Regions from separate parts of the Homo sapiens genome. Here region 2 is linked to region 1. Evidence: chromatin loops called from intact Hi-C (ENCODE). Cell type or tissue: endothelial cell of umbilical vein. All regions are shown on one strand.

What was found. A loop is a pair of places that touch in the nucleus more often than their neighbours do. Peaks named below come from ENCODE experiments on the same cell type or tissue, not always from the same donor. Only the 100,000 strongest peaks of a DNase experiment are listed, where the experiment ranks them.
Region 2: a loop joins it to region 1, with 4 times the contacts of the local background. A loop is called at or near these places in 6 of 110 quality-filtered maps.

The regions. Positions count from the first base shown.
Region 1 is chr2:187,134,778-187,142,777 of GRCh38, reverse strand. All of the region lies in intron 1 of CALCRL-AS1 (CALCRL and TFPI antisense RNA 1), which reads right to left. Among named protein-coding and RNA genes, the nearest start is that of CALCRL-AS1, 140 kb to the right of the region's middle. In endothelial cell of umbilical vein, a CTCF peak has its summit at 4,348 (motif pointing left); DNase peaks (open chromatin) are centred at 4,327 and 5,927; H3K27ac peaks cover 2,132 bases.
Region 2 is chr2:186,899,411-186,907,410 of GRCh38, reverse strand. No RefSeq gene overlaps it. Among named protein-coding and RNA genes, the nearest start is that of ZSWIM2, 54 kb to the right of the region's middle. In endothelial cell of umbilical vein, no CTCF peak of the experiment used is centred here; a DNase peak (open chromatin) is centred at 3,940.

The DNA of each region.
Region 1 (8,000 bases):
TGTTCCTTTTATGATCATATACCTTAAATGTTCAGCTAATTTTCAGATAAAAGCATTCTACCTCCTCATTGCCATTTTTCCCAATACTTTATTTTGTTCCCATGGTATTCATAATGGTTTATAAGGTTTTTGTGTGTGTTTATTTTTCACATTACTTTTAAATTTCTAGTTACTGCCCTTTTAATCAAAAGCCATTAATTAAATCCCCTCCATGTCTTAACCATTATATATATATATATATCCATAATTAAGTAAGAAATTTACAGATAAAAACTGAGAGAATTCACAATATGTGTGCTTTGTTTGTAACTCTTTAAAATCTCCTGTCCAGTTTAAAAGATAAATTCATAAAGCAATAATTATAAATCTGTGTTTATGGATATATACATATATATATATATATAATGGCCATTAATTAAATCCCCTCCATGCCTCAGCCATTTTATATATATATATATATATCCATCAATACAGATTACATAACTATTTTCTTATTTTTAGATATTTATGTTTTATATAAAGACCCATTTATTCTTCAGGGTTCTACTTTTATGATTATTATTAAATAACTATTAAATGTTCTCTAATGAATCACATGAAATGTTGTTTCCTATAGCCTAATAACATGGGGGGGGACAAAAGTAGACAAACAAAAATTTTAAGGTAAATGAAGTGAAAATAAAAGGTTGATAGTGGTAAAATTTAAAAGAAAAGGCAAGTGAGATCTCAGTTTTACACACACACACACACACACACACACACACACACAAATGTTTATAACAATATAAAAATGGTGAAAGTAAATCTAGTAAGATAAATGCCACAAGTTGAGGGCTTTAAGAAAAAGATATATAGACTAAAGTAGTTAAGAGCGAGCATCCCAAAGTCTAAGGTACTTATGTACTGAATCCTGGCTACGTCACTTCCAGTGAGTGAAATTAGGCAACTTATTTTATTTCTAAATAAAATGTGTTACATTATGTAAGAAGTTCTCCTTCTGGAGAAAATTTGAGAATTTGATGCCTTTACCTTTGTAAATCTATGCCTTTGTAAATCTATACCTTTATTTTCTCAGAAGTAATGCTTAAACCTGTGCATTTAACAATTGGATTAAACTTCAGATGCTTAAATATCTGCCCTAGTAGAACATTCAATTTTTTTCTCTATGCTTAAGACATTCAAAATGCATATAGTACAAAACAAAATTTCTGAACTAAGTCTTAAAATGAAATGTATCAAAATAATGTCATTTTCCCTTCAGAATATATAACATTGTATACATTGGAAAAGAGTCTAGATTCAATATTATGTGAAGTGAATTCATTTAAAATTGCCTGAAAACATTGTTCAGTAACTCTCAGGAAATAAAATGCTTTGAGCACAGGGTAAAGATCATTTGTATGTTTATAAAGTTAATGTTTCTTAGATTATTTTATTTTGCTGATCAAATACATTTTATTGAAAAATAAAATTAAATCTGCTACAGTGTTTTTGGATGGCATAGAAAATAAAATTGAAAACGTGATATTCTTTATGTCCATGATTGTGGCTAGATTTGGATTCTAACTCATGACTTAGAGCATACATGTAGTGTTTAAAATAACCATAAAAATTTGAATAGAAGATCTATATCAGTGAAATTCAGTAAGAAAGAGTTCACAGTGTGTACTTGGGCTTTCTATGCAGAACAAAGTCAAATTATGTCTAAACTCATTAAGACATAAACCTTTGTAGAACCAATGACTTCATTACTCTGATCCTCTGTTCAAGAACTAATTATAATCAATATCTAATATCTATTTAGAGACCTCTAAGATTGTGTGAGATGCTAACAATTCCAACAAGAAATGAACATCCTTAGAACTTGTGAATTATTTCTTGTGACCCTGCAACTATTGACCTTTTCTACAATTGACAATTTTTTTTTTTTTTTTTAAGAATCAAATCCAGGTTAGGTTCTGTGCTGGAAACTTTAAGTATGTACTCTCATTTAATCCTCACAAAAATTCTAAGAATAAATACTGTTAATCCCATGTGATCGATAAGGATAAGCAACTTTGCTGGCCAGTTGCAGAGTTATACTCTTTCCTAAAGTTGTGGTCTTTACATTGAACTGCAGATTAATTTTGGAAGTGAGAAGGTTTTACATCATTAGTCACATTTTTATTAGAAAAATCTATTGTCAATTTCTAGGCAATTCCAAATGCTCAACAATAGCTTCGGTAAGCTCCAAGAGATCTACTATTTAAAATGGCATTTTTGTTTTTTAAAAAGTTTGAATCGATAAACAAATATTTACAGATATATTTAGCTTGAAAAAAGTACTGGCATTGAACATTCTATAATACATCTGTATTACCTCTTAAGAATTATGATTTTTGTAAGAGTTAATAAGCATTATAAAAAATTAGATATTAATAACCCAAGGATAAAAGAATATTTTATAAAAATGTCATACATATATACATATTCTCACCCTTTTCACCAGATCATTAAATTATTAAATAACCATAAATGAGTCAAATATCCATTCTTTGCCATTACCCCATCCCAGATCAATAATCCTGATTCATGATAAAATTTGAGATCCACTGTTTTAAAATAAAAATTAAACCTGGGAAGTAATAGTCACTTTAAAGCATAGCCTTTACAAATGGAGAGTAATCTGTATTAAGAGACTATCAGGTGAGTAAACTAAAAAACCTTTGGTTAAAGTGTGGATTCCTTTTGTCTCCCTAACTTCTCTGGAACTATTATAAATATCATCATTATCTTAATAGCATGTTTAATCTATGTTTAAATTCTCTCTCCAGTTGTTCAACTCCTTCTAGTAGGTTGAATAATAGCCACTCAAGTATATCAAATCCTAATTTCTGCAACCTGTAAATGTTACTTTATTTAGAAAAAGGGTCTTTGCACAGTAATTAAATAAGGATCTTTGGGTGGGGAGATTATCCAGGTGAGCCTTAAATGCAATCACATGTGTGGCCACAAGCCAAAGACTGCTGGCAGCCACCAGAAGCTGGAAGAGACAAGAAATGAACTCTCCCCTAGAGCCTCCCAAGAGAGAATAGCCCTGCCATAACCTTGATCTCAGACTTCTGGCATCAAAAACTGTGAGAAAATAAATTTCTGTTGTTTTAAGCCACTCAGTTGGTGATAATTTGTTACACCAGCCACAGGAAATGAATACACTCCCCTATGAGGGAAGGAACTTTTTATCATTTTCATCTTGTAGCCTCACTGCCTGAAACAATTGTTGGTTTAAACAGCAGTTCTAAATCTTGATTGCAATTCAGAATAATCCCAATTTTTAAAAAGTTACTAACGCCCAGATGAAATCTCCCCACTACAGAAATTCTGACTTAATGGCTCTGAAATAAGACTTGGGCATTGGTATTATTTTTAAATCTTCAATTATTTAGTGTGTAATCAAAGTTGAGAACCACAGGCATCAAGAGGGACTGAATGAAACGGGAGTTAGTAAGGTCTAGTAGCTAAGAGCACTGACTGGAATCAGACTGCCAGGAGCCCAGTCCAGCTCCACCATGAACTAGCTGTGTGAGCTGGACCACGTTGCATACTTCTCAGTTTCTCCATCTTTTAAAATATGAGATGATCAAATTATCTTTATTATAGGGTTATTTTGAGGCTTAAATGGGATAATTCAGATGTTTACAAATATAGTGTCTCCCCCATTGTAAACGTTCTATAAATGTTAGATCTCAATGTTGGGAAAAAAATTTAATTTCACATTTCTTTAATCAATCATTTTAAACTTAGGTTAGTTAGAAAGACTAAGGATTTTAATCAAAAAAAGTCTTTAAAGTTTATATAAACAATTCTTATTAATAAATTTTGTTTCAGTTATTTAAATTTGCTGAGCCTCTGAAGTTGTTAGACAAAAGTTCATAACCAGTAATCCAGAGACTTTGACAAGCAAATTCTTTAAAATCTTACAATTGGATCCCTTCTATTGACTTATGCAACATGTTCTCTTTTAATGTAATTGCATTAGAATTCTCTTGTTTAAGTTAAAATTCGTAATGCTTTGGATAGTAGAGTATGGAGCAACATTTTGTATATAGTAGAGAAATGGCAATCTTTCCAAAGAAGTTTTTTCCTTTTTTTTTTTTTTTTTTTTTTTTTTGCTTTCCCAAATCCCCATCTGTTTTGCTGATGTGCCAATATCTGGGGTCTGTTTTTCATAATATCATTTTGTTTGTGAGGTTGTCTGTTCCTGAGAGTTCAGAAGCTGGCTGACAATAAAAAAAGTGACCCTGATGAGGCCAGAAAATATCTTGAAAAATAAAGCTAAAGCCAAGAAAGACACTGCACCCTGCTGGCCAGTGGCACAGAGAGCCTCAGCAGAAGAGGAAGGACAGCAGCTTTGGACATTCCTCTAGAGTCCCTCCTTGGTGGCTGGAGACACTTCCAAAAGTAGCGACTGAATATGAGAATTGCATCAAAACTGCTCATGTCCCCTCCTGCACCCATGAGTGGTTTAAACAAAACAACTCTTTGTGGAAAAAACTGTTTAATTTCACAAAGAGAGATAAGAGAAATGGCAAATAACATATACTTAAAAAAAAAAATCTCTGAAACATCAAAAAAAGGCAACTAGGAAGAGGGACAGAAAAACAGAGTTTAAATACTTTTTAAAACTATTTAATAGTTTTGTGTCCATATTTAACTAAAAGAAGACAGTTTGAGAACTGCCTAGAGATGTTTACGTTTTCCTCTCCGATAATTTTGCACAACTGATAATTTTATCTAATATACTCAACACTAGGAGAATGAGTAAGTCAGAAAGGACGATTTTCTTCCCTTCTATCTTTAAAAGGGGCAAAAAATTCTTAAAGAATTTTCTAGGCAATTTATCTTTGCTGCAATTTTACGTGCAATTTTCTAGTGTTGTATGTGGGTGAACATTATTAGTCTATGTTGTAGATGCTATGAACATAAGCATACAATCTTTTAAGTTTTACCTACATGTGAAAATTGCCCATGAAAAGAAGTTATTATAACCACAGTAAGAATATTTATTCTTTAGAATTCCCACTTGCTATAACAATAACATAAAACCTTTAATCTTATATCATTTTCTATTTTTATTCTGGGAGAAAGCATGGATGCTATGAATTTACACTGGCATTATATCAAGGGTTATCCTTGATTTAAAGATTATTTTCATTCTGATGGAAAATAAGAAGTCTTTTTTTCTTGGATAATATGATAGTGTGGTGTCCTTATGGGAGGTGATGGATAGAGGTTTGAAAAATGCCTACAAAGCAGCCTATGAAAATTCCTATGATAGAAGATAACTGGGAAGAATTCATGGACTACTGTTTTTTTAAACCTCAATTTTATCAACAAATACTGCAGAAAAAACAGGTGAGTCCAGAGTGCCCAGGAAATGTGCAAACACTCTTTTTAACAGTCCAGCTCAGACTCCATATTGCAGGCTATCAGCTGGACAGCCATTGAGCTGGGCTTTCATTTGTCAAGAGGAAAAAGAAAGAATGTGATCCCACCGTAGCTCTGTTTAATTACTTTCAAATAAAGTAACTTAGAATGCTACAAATATGTAAGAAAGGTGGGGTGGAGTGAAAAAATGTCAAGAGTATTATAAACCTAACTTTGGAAATACCAAATTTCCTAGTTAGTTCTATGTCTATGCAAATTAAAGCATGCATTCAGGAATCAGCTGTACGTTTCTAAAACTTTTTGTAAAATTCCATTTCAGTGGAGATATCATGATGTGCTATATCCCTTTCCCCTCCCTCTGGCTTTAATTCAGGTGATAGACCGGAAAAGGAGAGTTCCAGAATCCCGCCTTTTCCCAGCTAGGCATAGCTTTTTCAGCTTGAGGTATAACAATTGTAGGAAATGGTGAATGATGGAAACATTTTCCTAGAAGGGGAGTTTGAAACCTAGGACAGCCACTCCTATTTGAACTATAACTACTTACAGAGGCATGAATCGGAGGAAGCTTGCCACATGGAGAAAGCCTGAACAGACCAACTTGACAGAAGACTAGATTGTCCCTTCCTGAAAGTGATGGACTAACACACTCCCAGGATGCACCTTCCTCTGACATTTCCTGAGCTTAGCCTCATTATTTAGCTACTCCTAGGTTTCAGTGGAAAGGATTACAACCTACATTTTTTTAAAGAATACATTTAAAAAGCAGCTGCTAATAATACTCTCAAGCAATAAACCATATATGTATACTATTTCCCTCATATGTTAGCATTTCTTACAAGAGGCAAGTTGCAAAGGAAACACCTTAAAGATGGCTTGGCATTTTTAAGCACTCAAAGGAAATTCAACTGCTGAGAGGCTGGAAGAAAACTCATATTACCTGTAGTTTGAAAACAAATCATTCCCATTCCTCATACATAAAATTTACAGTCGGTATTCAGATGAGAGTAAATTATTCAGTAGCTGTCAGGATTTTCATTTCTCAAAAACATAAAATAAATTGCCTTGGTTGTTGTCTTTTAGCTCTTTTTCTTACAGTTATAAAAACAATTATATAGGAGAAGCAATTTGTATTCAAGATGATTTAAAAATGATATTGTTATTATACTAGGCAAGGATGTTATTTACAGGATGGAGGTCAGCAGAGTTTTACTTGCATTTTGCTTTAAATACCATTGAAATAAATATACTATTCTACAGTTAAGAAATAAATTAATATGTACATTTTGTAGGGTGTTTTAGGATTCATTAATTTTTCCCCAAGGACACGTGTTTAGGAATGGGGCAAGTGTATGAAAACGAAGTCAAGGAGAAAGGCCATTTATCACAGAGGCCTCAAGATTAATAATTAACAAACCATAAAGAGGTAGCAGATTAAATGCAAGTAAGGAACTTTAATTAAACAATAATCATGAGGATACAAGGCATTTCCTGAGGATTCATCTTTGATTAGAAGTTGTTGAAAGCATTTGGCCTTTAATTCTAGCCAGCCCTTAATCCCCAGGAAGTTTCCTGTGTCTTTACTTTATTGCTATTTTAAGATATATTAAAAGTTTTCACAGAGAAAATGGTAGATGATCTGCCTTATTTTAAAACATAATGTAGCTCAAAGATATTTAGAACTCTTTAGCCATTTCTCAGCATTTCATACAATTCTGGGTAGTATATTATATATAGTATTACTACATACACTATTCACAATAGCAAAGAATTGGAACCAACCCAAATGCCCATCAATGATAGACTGGATAAAGAAAATGTGGCACATATACACCATGGAATACTATGCAGCCATAAAAATGGATGAGTTCATGTCCTTTGCAGGGACATGGATGATGCTGGAAACCAGGAAACTATCTCAAGCAAACTACTACAAGGACAGAAAACCAAACACCACATGTTCTCACTCATAAGTGGGAGTTGAACAATGACAGCACATGGACACAGGGAGGAGAACATCACACACCAGGCCTGTCGAGCAGTGGGGGGCTAGAGGAGGGATAGCATTAGGAGAAATACCTAATATAGGTGACGGGTTAATGGGTGCAGCAAACCACCATGGCACATGTATACCTATGTAACAAAACTGTATGTTCTGAACAGGTATCCCAGAACTTATAGTTTAAAAAAATAAAACACATAAGTAGCAAAACCTGAGGACTAGAATGTATTTACTTATTTATGCATCACTTTGTTCTCAAAAGGATGTGATTCAAAAGTATAATCTAAAATCAAAGCATGTATAACTCATTCAATTATAACATGAAATTATCTTCATTTTCTAATAATGTTTACCAGCAATGCTCTGTCAAACCACTTTTCTGGTGAACAGAAGACTTCTAAAAAGATTTGACAGTTTGATTTTCTAACTTTTGTAAAAGGCTTATGCCAATTAATTTGACTTTGTCCTCTTCATTTTAAAGCTTCAGTTTCATGATCAATTCAAAAGGAAAAGGGCATCTCACATTTTAGCTGTTGGTGAAGTGGAAGTCTCTGCTCTGTTGGTCATCACTGCT
Region 2 (8,000 bases), 240 kb after region 1:
AATTCTAATCTGAATGTCATATAAATGTATACATATTTTAGTTAATATTAGATATTAAATAAAATTCACAAAATGTGTTTTTCCAAAAACTTGCAGCATTCTACAAAGCATAATTAAATGGATAAATTCTGATTTAACCTCTTCAAAAATGTCACCAAGCTTTGATTTGCCACAATCAAGTTTTAATCAAAGGTTTGCCACCTCTGTTTTGGTCAATATTCTCTGAATAATCTATCTATGAGGTAATTCTATCATTTTAAAATAGATAATATTAAAAGCATTATGAAATAAAGGTAATAGAGTACATTAGATTATTATTGCTATTAAATATCTAATATGCCTTTCATATATCCAATATGTGAATGTGATCTTTATTTTGCTGCTCTGCTAAGATCATGGCTATTGATAACCATGGATTCACCTAGAAACATATTAAGATTTACATAGAATACTGCTGCATTGAATGGATCTTGAAATCATGCTGAAGTCTTTTGATTTTACAGCAAGCTGATAATGCTTGAAATGTCTATATATATGTGTATATATATATACATACATACAAACATACTATAGTGATAGACATAGAAATGACAGATCTCATAGGATACTTTCCTATGTATATAAAAGAATACATGATTTTTCCAGTAAATCAAAATTTAATATTAATTTCTTTCATAGGTAGTCACCAAACAGTATTAAGAAAATTGTACTGTAGTAAAATTTATGTATTACAGTATTTAATGGACATATTTTTTCAATACAAAATTAAAGAGCATTATTGAATTTTTGGTATTTTCTCAAAATGCCTACTAACAGAAAGGTTAAAGGAGTGTTCCATTATTAAACCAGCTGAATTCATTTATCCAGTGCTTTTTACTAGTATTTTTGAGCATATATTATGTGCAAGATGCTAGAATAGATGCTGGAAATAAAAGAAATACAAAGATTACTGTTCTCAAAAAAGTGTATAATTTATAGGGATACTTTGTGGTCTGATCATATACAAAATTAAATAGAAGATAAAGAGTTTGCAATTTATTTCATAATACACTTTAAATCATGTATCACTTATGACCTTTAGTTCAATGAATATCTAGAACCAATATAGAAAATATTTGAAGGGGATAAGACCAGATGAGACACAATTAAACTAGTTCAAGAATAAAGCAATGAGGGTCTGTAGCTACAGGAATAAATATTAAAGATGAGACATTATGACCTATAGAACTTCTTTTGTTATTATATGTTATTGAATGGAAACAAATATCATTTAACTCCTCATTAAAAACATTTTCTCCCACAGGATATTTTTGTACTCACAATATTTTGATTTTGCCTGTATCATATAACTCACTGTGTTGTATTTTAATTATACATTTATGTCTAACTCCTTAGCTAAATCACAACTTGAGAGCATGGACTGGATTAAAATCATCTTTGAATCCCCAGTGCTTAGTATACAATTTCAAGGAAGTAGTAATTCACTGTAAAAATGTCGTGGAGAGTTATTCATTCATTTATGCAGTGTTGTCTCTGTAAAAACCAAAAGGAAAAATACTTTCTCTGCTCTCAATACCATAGTTGGGATTTTCTAGAGAAATTAGATTGTTTTTAATGTATGACCAATAAAATTTTTGACTGTGTTCTATTCTGTCCCACTGACTGTTAGAAGAAAAAGAAACAATAAAAAGTAGGATGAGAGGGCATTTACTTGTTTCACGCTTATATTTTCTTTCATATTTTGATTTGTTTCATCCCTTCTATTAATATCAATTATTTTCTCTTCTCCGATCTTTTACATTTATGTAAATCACTTTAAATTCATTTTTAAACAAGCTAGATTGAAATGATTAAGTAAATGGCAGGTGTACGACAGATATCTTTTCAATAATTAAAGAATGGTATTCATTATTGAACTTTAAATTGAATTCATACATATGCTTTTGTTGTAAAATTTTCTTGCCTTACATTAAGTAAATTAATGTGTTCTTTAATTTTCTATCACTAATACAAGTTCAATAATAAAAGTGATAGACCCAACAAGACCAAGTGCTAGAACTTCCTTTCATAGGTATTATATTTTATATTTGTATTATTTTACATGAAAAGAAATTTTTCCTGAGGCTAATTCTAGTAGTTTAGCAACTCACTAACTAATATGGGATTTTAGAATTGTGCTATTTAAAATAAAAGTATAACTTGTATTTCTCCCTGTAAAATAACTGTGATCTAACTGCTCTGAGGCTATGTGTTTAGAATCACTTCTTTTGAATTTTTATTACAAATGACCCATCATAATCATACTTTAATAAGCTTAAACCACATGAGGGAAAAAAATAACTGTGGGAAACTTTGGGAGCAGTGGGTGGGGTGGGGAAGCTCTGCCATTTTTTCAGGATTCCCAGAAGTTTGAATGGAGTTAGCTGATGTGTTAATAGCTAAGGCATTAAAAACAGTAACAAGTGTTTCTTTTGCAGGTCAGAGTTCCTACTGTAAAATCAAAGTTTAAAAATGGTAAGTAGTCAGCAAAATTCTTCAGATAAATTTAACTAGAAATGACTTGTAGCCAAGACCCACATTTTTATTGAATAGTTTCCATAGATATTCCAAAAAACAAAATTTTTAGGTCATTTAATATCTATATATTTCATGAGAAGTGAGAAAGGATTTATATATTAAGCTATATAATTTATTTTAATAAATATCTTGCTCTACACATGTTGCTGTACAATATCTTGCTCCCACATCTTTGTGGGAATTTTAGATAAGGAAAACAATCCACAGCTACATTCAAGCTTAAAAAAATGTGTTGTACAATTGCAAGATGAAATCAACCAAAGTGCCCATCAATCAATAAGTGGATAAAGAAAATATGGTGTATACATGCCATGGAATACTACTCAGCCATAAGGAATGAAATAATGTATTTTGCAGCAACTTGGATGGAACTGAAGGCCTTTATCCTAAGTGAAGTACCTCAGGAATGGATGGGTACAATGTACACTATCCAGGGGATGGGTACGATGTACACTATCCAGGGGAGGGGTACGATGTACACTACCCAGGGGATGGGTACGATGTACACTATCCAGGGGACGGGTACACTAAAAGCCCAGACTTCACCACTACAAAATTTATCCATATAACCAAAAACCATTCATGCCCATAAAGCTATCAAAATAAATAAATTAAATTAAAAACATGTTGTAGCATCAGTTCATCATAATGTCTGTCTTTTATTCATAAAGCAAAACATATGCATTACCCATTCAATATTAAGTTTGGGAACCTCTTTTCTTAAATAGCAACAGATTCTCAAGTCTTAGCCCTTTATTTTTAAGCTGGAAGAAGCAATCTTCTGGGGAAATTATACCTATTCTGTTAAAGAATATAAGAAAAACATACTGATGTGATGAAAAAGGGATTTCACAAATTTTCATTTCTTAAGAAACTTTACAAAGATCAGCAATGTTGTACTTTCCATAGGAGATATTTTACACTTTTTCTCAAAACCATCTAATGATGTGTGGAATGTCAAAGTATATAAAGTGATTGTGTGCACTTTAGCACACAGCTTTTTCAGGAAAACAATAAAATTAGAAGGGAAAACAGTGAACTTTCATAAGTTACAGAAATCCTAGAAAAGGAATTTCAAGTTTTTCTCCTAAAAGCTTATTTTTCACCTTTGAAACATATTTCATTATTATGTTGCATCATTGTCAATAAAAAGCTTTGTTGCAATAACCTAAATGCTAAAAACATGATAGCTAACTCAGGCAGATTAGCCAACCTGTATAAAAAATACACTCAGATGTTTTGCAAAATGATCGTGTATTAAATGCAAAGATTCTAATATTTTCATGAATTTAACTTTTATTTGCTTGACTACACTGTCATGTCAGTTCCAAATTAAGTGTTAATAAAGGAATTCTTAGATGAATTAGGGAAAAGGTAAATAATTTCATCATCAGCACTCAAGGGGGTTCTTTTTATACAACTTATCTTGGGAAAAGTTTGAAAATATATAAAATTAAGCAGAGCTCTTACTCCCTCTTGTGATAGCTAAGTGAAATGTAAATGCTGCGTAAGAATTTTAACAAGGTTTTTAATGAAATTCCCCAAACCTGGCTAGATTATAAATGTAAATGCAATTCAGCTAATAGAAAACACTTCACACTTCTTAAGAGAATTTTAAGTATTGAAAGAGAAATTCATCATAACTTAGTGACAGTATCAAAAATTTACTATTTTGTGTTTCTTTTTTATTTTAATTCAACATGCATATCTTTAAATGTCTAAATTTCTTGATGCACAAAAATAGAGTGCAAGATAAAAACTAAGCAGCAAAATTATTCAGATGATTTTAACTAGAAATCACTTGTTTCAAAGGGCCGCATTTTTACTGAATAGTTTCCACAGGGTATTTGTACTTTAATATGAACAAAGAGAGGTGACAGAAGTAAAGAATTGTTAACCTGAAAACACTGAAAGGCCCAGATTCACAGAAATGCTCCAGGATGCACAGTTTAGTAACCTCAACATAAATGTCTCCTTTTGGGTTCTCAAAAGCCAAATGAGATAAACCAGTTTGTCTGAATTAAAATATAAGGAGGTTGAAACCTATCTTAGATGCACTCTTCCCTGTCCAACAGCCCTGCTGTCTGCCTCAGCGTTGAGGCTTTATCTCCCTCTTTTCCAAGGATCCAATGTTTTCTATAGAGTCCTAGCACTGAGGTATAGGCTTAAACCTCACCCTAGTCAATGTCTTATCACACCATCTCTCATGCCTCTTAAAAGGCCATAACACACTCTATCCACTCTTTTTGTGACCAGCTGTCAGAATTGTATTACCATAGAGAAGAATAAATAAACACACCACGTGCACAAACACAAATGTTTGCTTGTCATGTTCGATAATTGCATTTAACAGGGAGTTCTTGGAGATATACTTTAATCCAAAATAATGATAGCATTTTAGGTGCCACTGTAAAAGGAACAAAACTATTGACCATCTACTTTAGCAGGTACTTTATTTGGAACTTTATATACATTGTCTCATTTAACCTACATGACAGCCCTGTGATGCAAGCTTAATTGTCTTCGCTTTACAGATTAAAAACTAAGTGGTGAGGGATTTCCAAGATGGCTGAATAGGAACAGCTCCGGTCTGCAGCTCTCAGCACGATCGTCACAGAAGATGGGTGGTTTCTGCATTTCCAACTGAGGTAACTGATTCATCTCATTGGGACCAGTTGGACAGTGGGTGCAGCCCACGGAGGGCAAGCTGAAGCAGGGGGTGGGAGGTGTGTCGCACGCCCAGGAAGTGCAAGGGATTGGGGGATTTCCCTTTCCTAGCTAAGGGAAGCTGTGACAGACTACCTGGAAAAACGAGGCACTCCCGCCCAAATACTGTGCTTTTCCCAAGGACTTAGCAAATGGCAGACAAGGTGATTCTCTCCTGTGCCTGGTTCGGCGGGTCCCATGCCCACAGAGCCTTGTTCACTGCTAACACAGCAGTTTGAGATCGATCTGCAAGACAGCAGTGTCTGCCATTGCTGAGGGTCGTCTGCCATTGCTGAGGGGCATCCTCCATTGCTAAGGCTTGAGTAGGTAAACAAAGCAGCCAGGAAGCTTGAACTGGGCGGAGCCCACTACAGCTCAACAAGGCCTACTGCCTCTAGACTCCATCTCTGTGGGCAGGGGATAGCTGAACAAAAGGCAGCAGACAACTTCTGCAGACTTAAATGTCTCTGTTGGACAGCTCTGAAGAGAGCAGTGGTTCTTCCAGCATGGCATTTGAGCTCTGAGAACGGACAGACTGCCTCCTCAAGTGGGTCCCTGACCCCCCATGTAGCCTAACTGGGAGACACCTCCCAGTAAGGGCTGACAGACACCTCATATAGGTGGCTGCCTCCCTGGGACAAAGCTTCCAAAGGAAGGATCAGGCAGCAATACTTGCTGTTCTGCAGCCTCCTATGGTGATACCCACCAAAACAGGGTCTGGAGTGGAACTCCAGCAAACTCCAACAGACTGCAGCTGAGGGACCTGACTGTTAGAAGGAAAACTAACAAACAGAAAGGAATAGCATCAACATCAACAAAAAGTTCATCTACACCAAAACCCCATCTGTAGGTCACCAACATCAAAGACCAAAGGTATATAAACCCACAAAGATGGGGAGAAACCAGAGCAGAAAAGCTGAAAATTCTAAAAATCGGAGTACCTCTTCTCCAAAGGATCGCAGCTCCTCGCCAGCAATGGAACAAAGCTGGATGGAGAATGGCTTTGACGAGTTGACAGAAGTAGGCTTCAGAAGGTTGGTAATAACAAACTTCTCCAAGCTAAAGGAGGATGTTCGAACTCATCACAAGGAAGCTAAAAACCTTGAAAAAAGATTAGATGAATGGCTAACTAGAATAAACAGTGTAGAGAAGACCTTAAATGACCTGATGGAGCTGAAAACCATGGCATGAGAACTTCGTGAAGCATGCACAAGCTGCAATAGCCAATTCGATCAACTGGAAGAAAGGGTATCAGTGATTGAAGATCAAATTAATGAAATAAAGCGAGAAGACAAGGTTAGAGAAAAAAGAGTATAAAGAAACAAACAAAGTCTCCAAGAAATATGGGATGATGTGAAAAGAGCAAACCTACATTTGATTGGTGTACCTGAAAGTGATGGGGAGAATGGAACCAAGTTGGAAAACACTCTGCAGGATATTATCCAGGAGAACTTCCCAAACCTAGCAAGGAGGCCAACATTCAAATTCCAGAAATACAGAGAACACCACAAAGATACTCCTCGCGAAGAGCAACCCCAAGATACATAATTGTCAGATTCACCAAGGTTGAAATGAAGGAAAAATTGTTAAGGGCAGCCACAGAAAAAGGTTGAGTTACCCACAAAGGGAAGCCCATCAGACTAACAGCAGATCTCTTGGCCGAAACCGTACAAGCCAGAAGAGAGTGGGGGCCAATATTCTACATTCTTGAAGAAAGAATTTTCAACCCAGAACTTCATATCCAGCCAAACTAAGCTTCATAAGTGAAGGAGAAATAAAATCCTTTACAGGTAAGCAAATGCTGAGAGATTTTGTCACCACCAGGCCTGCCTTACAAGAGCTCCTGAAGGAAGCACTAAACATGGAAAGGAACAACTGGTACCAGCCACTGCAAAACCATGCCAAATTGTAAAGACCATCAATGCTATGAAGAAACTGCATCAATTAACAGGCAAAATAACCAGAGAATATCATAATGACAGGATCAAATTCACACATAACAATATTAACCTTAAATGTAAATGGGCTAAAGGCCCCAATTAGAAGACACAGACTGGCAAATTGAATAAAGAGTCAAGACCCATCAGTGTGCTGTATTCAAGAGACCCATCTCACATGCAAAGATGCACATAGGCTCAAAATGAAGGGATGAAGGAAGATCTACAAAGCAAATGGAAAGCAAAACAAAAAACAAAAAACAAAAAAAACAAAAAACAAAAAACAGGGGTTGCAATCCTAGTCTCTGATAAAACAGAATTTAAACCAACAAAGATCAAAAGAGACAAAGAAGGGCATTACATAATGGTAAAGGGATCAATGCAACAAGAAGAGCTAACTATCCTAAATATATATGCACCCAATACAGGAGTACCCAGATTCATAAAGCAAGTCCTTAGAGACCTACAAAGAGACTTAGACTCCCTCACATTAATAATGGGAGATTTTAACAACCCACTGTCAATATTAGACAGATCAATGACACATAAGGTTAACAAGGATATCCAGGACCCAAACTCGGCTCTGTACCAAGCAGACCCAACAGACACCTACAGAACTCTCTTCCCCAAATCAACAGAATATACATTCTTCTCAGCATTACATCCCACTTATTCTAAAATTGACCACATAATTGGAAGTAAAGCACTCCTCAGCAAATGGAAAAGAATAGAAATCACAACAAACTGTCTCTCAGACAACAGTACAATCAAATTAGAACT